2 separate regions of the Homo sapiens genome follow, and region 2 is linked to region 1. A link is a loop called in an ENCODE intact Hi-C map of the cell type or tissue named here. Cell type or tissue: body of pancreas. All regions are shown on one strand.

Region 1 (2,500 bases):
GTGAAGGCAGAGCTCACCCTCCTAATTTGATTAACCAACCGTATGTCTCAGCTATGACTGGGGCTAAGGAAGGTTATCACTAATTTCCAACTTGAGGTTATCAGCAAAATTGAAATGTTTCTCAATTCTATGTATGACACACAAATGTGAAAAGAGTTTTGTGTGTGGGGCCGTATTCAGGAAGTTTAATGCATGACACCACTATCAAAATAAATTGTTCATGTGACAATTATCTCATATATTGTGCTACATTGTTCTCTACTTTTGTGGGGGTTCAACTGGGGTATAAGTAAATTCTGTACAAAATAGAGTGATGACTTTTCTTCCTAAATCCATGGAGATTTTGGTTTTCATCTTTTCATTAAAGTAGGCAGTTTAAGAAAGACTTTTGAAACTTATTATTCTATTATTTGATCATCTTCAAAACAGTGACAAAAACCACAAATGTCTAGAAGGATGTACATGAGGTGTCAGAATGACTCACGCTGCTTGCCATGTGCCCATGGAGATTCAGGAGAGGCACAGGCACAAAGAAAGAGAGAGAAGCAGCAAATTCACCTGGGATTTTGCATTTTCCATTTCTAAACATTGCCTCTTCAATTATTTATGTTTGATATTTGTGAAAAGTGCTACCTTGGATGGCCCAGAAACCTGAGTCTTATGTTTGTCTGTGGAGAAGGATGCCAGAGCAGTGGCACTGCCCATTCTGGAGTCTGGATTATTAATGTGTTTCTAACCTAAAGGCCAGTACCTCATTCCTTCACTACCAGGGTGGTGCTTTTTCATCCACAGAGACAAGAAACTTGTTATGATTCTGAGACTGAGTACATATAGCAGAGATGGCCCAGCCTTTCTCAGCATCTATTATAAATAGGTAGCCCTCCATTTCTACCCAACACCGTGCCTATCTTACCCCTCCTAGGCTCTTTGTTGAGAAGTCCATTTGCCAAGGGACTAACAAAACCTCAGAGCTTCTCTTAGGAAGGGTCCCAAAGGAGCACCCCAGGGCAAACAGTGTACTGGAAGGGTCGCCAAGACCAAGCAGCTTTCGGGCTTTAAATGCAAACTCATTTTATCAGACAGCTAGGGGGCAGGGGAGAGTCTTATTAGAGCTGTTTCAGTAGCGAGGAAAACAAGATAAATCAGCCAGGCCTTTACAGTGACAAAACTGTAATGTAGATGAATGGTCACTACAGTGCTTCAGGGCTCAGAATTTGGAGCCAGAAGGCATATATTTGAAATCTGCTATTTATCAGCTATGTAAACTTGGGCAGGTTACTTAATATCTCTCCCTCTATGTCCTAATCTCTAATAGGGATAACTATAATAGCATCTACTTCATAAGATGGAGGATTACATGAATTAAGCTTGGAGAACACTTAGAACATGCTCCTGACATGCTATAAAATCACCAAAAGTACAGCTTTCATGAGTCCACAACAGCACTGCCTCTCCCTGACCATTTCCCCTCCCTGAGTGATATTCCCTTCTCCTTATCTGCTAGTACCACTCAGAGTCCTCCTGTGTTTGCTTTCTTTTTCCTTTCCCATCAAAACTCATGCTCCAAAGCTTTATTTAGTTTAAGGGAGAAAATGTTAGTATCTTGGGTCATTCTTACCAAAGATATTTGTGCATTAATAGGGATATAAAACTAGGACAAATGAAATATAAATGGTGGCCTCTTAGATGGCAGCCAAGAGGTTTGTGGATATAGAGAGATAGAATGGGGTCTTCCCAGAGTTCTGAATTTATGCTATTCAGGGGGCTGCCTCCTCCATGTGTTGAAGGTTACCCTGACTGTAGTACACTCCTTGTGAACAGAGAAAGATGTTTATCTACTACTTTATTTTACAGAACAACCCCAACAGTCCACAGTGCTATTTGATCTGCCTGTCCTGCACTTAGAAAACCCTTTGAGAATGAGATTAAATGGGTGAACTGCTTTCTGGGCATGGAATCAGACTATCTCTCCATTGGTTGAAAAGATGTGACAGCATTCAGATCCCACTCAATGGAACTCTTGACAAGGGTAAAGGACAATTTGCAAAACGCTTTCACTTGCATTTCATTACTACAATTTTACAAATGTTTCAGCTTTCCATGTGACAAAGTTTCATTTTGATCCTGAATATCTCCACAGAGTAGTATAAACAAGGATGGAGGAACTTGTACCTCTTTTCAAAAGACAAGAGGATTTTGATGTAAGTGACATTTTGATGTGTTTAGTCTAGGAGAGGTGCTATGGCCATGAAAGAGCCAGTAACCCACTGTTGTTCCTGAGGACAAGTGAGCCATCCTTCAGATCTTGGGGAAAGTGACCTGGACTAAGATTCAGGAGCCTTGGCTTCACAGTGATGAACTGGGTGGCCTTTGCAAGTCCTTTCCTTCTGCTCTGAGTCTCCTTAGTCATAAAGAGTTGAACTAAGTGATCTTCACAAGTCCCTTCCATCTTCAACATTTAATGTTTTGAAATTAGTCAGTCTTCCGTTTCCGGGGATCT
Region 2 (2,500 bases), 560 kb after region 1:
TCTTCCTGGACCCCAGCAGGGGTCTTCACACTCTCATCAAAAGTCTCACCAGAAATGCAGGGATGTCTTAGCCAGGACATGCCCAACTGGACAGAGAAACAACTCGGCGCGTTTCCCCAGAACCTGGGGCAGATTGGCACTTACAGCCCCTTTCTGGAGCCCAACAAAGCCAGCACCTTGAGACATACATCCCGAGCCCAGGCGTGGAACCAGCTACCAGGACCTGTGCGGAAGGCCCTCACAGAGCTCCGTGCTCATGGGTGTGCTTGGGAGCCAGCTTTGGGGAGGGGGCGCACGCCTAGATGGGTTCCTCGCGCCCGGGCCGCAGTCACCTGAGTTTCCGTGAGGCTGAGGCTGTGTGCCAGCTGCTTCCTTTCGGCGCCCACCACGTAGTGATTCTTCTCAAAGGCGTGTTCCAGCCTTAGAAGCTGGGACGGGGAGAAGGCGGTTCGGATCCGCTTGGGCTTTCGGGCCAGCGCGTTGTGCAAAAGGAAACTCTCGGGGCTAGTGTCGTTCCCTGCGGGGAGCACAGCAGAAATCCCATTAGGGGGGGCTGCTCTGACCGGAGCCGCGCACTTCTCCCGAGCCGGGCTGGCCCGGCACCGTGCTCAGGGCCTTCGCATAGCCGCGCCGCTCGACCTGCGGGGGCCGGTGGTCCTCCCAAGGGCTCACGAAGGGAACGCCTGCTCAGCTGCCCGGCCCGGAACGCCGGGTCTCCACCGGTGCGGCACCCAACCAGCCGCTGTCGCAGAGGAGCCAGTCCCCAGGCTCCTGACCTCGGCCGGCTCCGCAGCCGCCCTGGCGCCGCGGGCCTCGCCACCTCCTCGCCGGGCGCTGGAGGCAGGGGAGGGAGCCGCAGAGCCTGGCCAGGGGATTGGCGCCCACAACCCGAAGAAACTACTTTCTCTTCTTTCTAACCTCTCGGGGAACTTTGACCCACGGTGGAAAGGCGGCGGGCTGCTCTCCAGAGTTTTCATGGAGATTTATTTTTAAATTATTTGTTTTATTGCCCCTCCGGAAAAGTATAGAGGCGGGGCGAGTCGTTGAAGCCCGATCGGGACAGAAATCTGGCCGGCGGGTGTGCTTGGCTACAGCCGCTGCTGCCTCTCGCGAACTGGGCTCCGGGGCTCCCGGCTCCCGAGAACTAGAAGAGAAACGCGAGCGAAGGGATCGAAACCCGGGGGGTTACCGACTTGCAGACACCGCCAGGACAGTCTGTAACGCAGGAAGATCCCAGCGGCTCCGGGTCTGGTGAGGGGACCATAAGCATGACTGATAGCGAATGAGGAAGGGCAGCCCTAAACTTTTCAAGCAAAGCCTCAGAGTTTTGGGTTCACTCATTAGCATAGGAAATCGATTCACCGAAAACCCAAACAAAGAAAAACAAGCCGACAGTCCAGGCAGGATGCAGGCAAATCCAGTTCGGGATTAAGGGTAAAAGGCTTTTTGGGTTTTTTTTCCTTTGGTTTGATTTTTTAAAATATGGGGAGGGGGGTGACATCTACCCGATTCTAGGCTCCGGCAGGAACGCAATGGGTTAATGAATGGACAAGCCGCGGAGTATTGATCGGCTGCCGCCGGAGGTAGGTCTTTTACTGACTCCAATCCGTAAACTAATTACTCCTTTTTCTGAAGTTTTAACTCTCCTCCTCCCACCCCGTACCCAGAGAAAAACAAACAAATAAAAAATATCGCAAGAAATGAAAACACACGAACAGATATTTCCCTCTAAGACAGTTTCCTGACCAGGTTCTTTTTTTTTTTTTTTAAAGAAAGAAAGAAAAACAAAAACCAGACCGAACCTGCCTTCCCGCTGTGGCTGCTCGGCGCCCCAATTAAGCAGGTCGCGGCGAGAGCGCCAAGCCCTGGAGCTTTCCTCCCGCACGGGTTCCCGCCCCTCCCCAGGCCTCCGAAAAGCAGGAAAGAAAAAACAAATCCCATACTTTTCTCCCGGGGCGCGAGGATCCTCTCGCCTCCAGAAGAGGGTGGAAGACTAAGAAGCCGCGGGTCTGGACTGAAGGGGCGCAAAGTGGGTGGTGAACAGGGTCGAACGCAGTCGAAAGCAAGCCTGGCGGCCGAGTCCTGTCCGCGCCCCTCGGAGCCAGGACGGTTGGGGGCATTGCCGAGGGTACCAGGAGCCTGGGGATCCCGCGGGCTCTGGGCTCCGCGGCGCCGGGCACGCACAGCCCAGCCTGCTCTGATTCGAGCGCACTGGGGGACAACTTCTCCGTTCGCACCCCTTCCCAAAGGGTCAAGCGGCCCGCAGGCCATCACTCCAAACCAGTCGTAGCTTCGGAGACTGGGGATCGACACCACGCCCGGCCCCGCGCCGCCTAGTTTCCCAACAGGGCGCGCTGGCCCGCGAGCCGGAGGAACCTCCGCCCAGGCCTTGCCAAGCGCCCACCCGGAGCAGGCCGGGGGCAGTGAAGGATGCGGCGGGAGCGGCGCGCTGCAGTTCCGCGACGTGGCACGTACCTTGGAAGCGATGACCCAGATATCG

Evidence for each region. Hi-C counts contacts between places; a loop is a spot of excess contacts. Peaks named below come from ENCODE experiments on the same cell type or tissue, not always from the same donor. Only the 100,000 strongest peaks of a DNase experiment are listed, where the experiment ranks them.
Region 2: a loop joins it to region 1, with 2.7 times the contacts of the local background. A loop is called at or near these places in 23 of 110 quality-filtered maps.

What each region holds. Positions count from the first base shown.
Region 1 is chr10:118,105,227-118,107,726 of GRCh38, reverse strand. All of the region lies in intron 3 of CASC2 (cancer susceptibility 2), which reads right to left. Among named protein-coding and RNA genes, the nearest start is that of RAB11FIP2, 60 kb to the right of the region's middle. In body of pancreas, a CTCF peak has its summit at 1,088; no DNase peak of the experiment used is centred here.
Region 2 is chr10:117,543,649-117,546,148 of GRCh38, reverse strand. It overlaps EMX2 (empty spiracles homeobox 2), which reads right to left. Exons shown (of 3, transcript NM_004098.4): 1 at 2,476-2,500; 2 at 333-517. It also overlaps EMX2OS. Among named protein-coding and RNA genes, the nearest start is that of EMX2, 2.2 kb to the right of the region's middle. RefSeq lists enhancers at 943-1,565, 1,566-2,188. In body of pancreas, no CTCF peak of the experiment used is centred here; no DNase peak of the experiment used is centred here; H3K4me3 peaks cover 1,377 bases; H3K27me3 peaks cover 2,342 bases.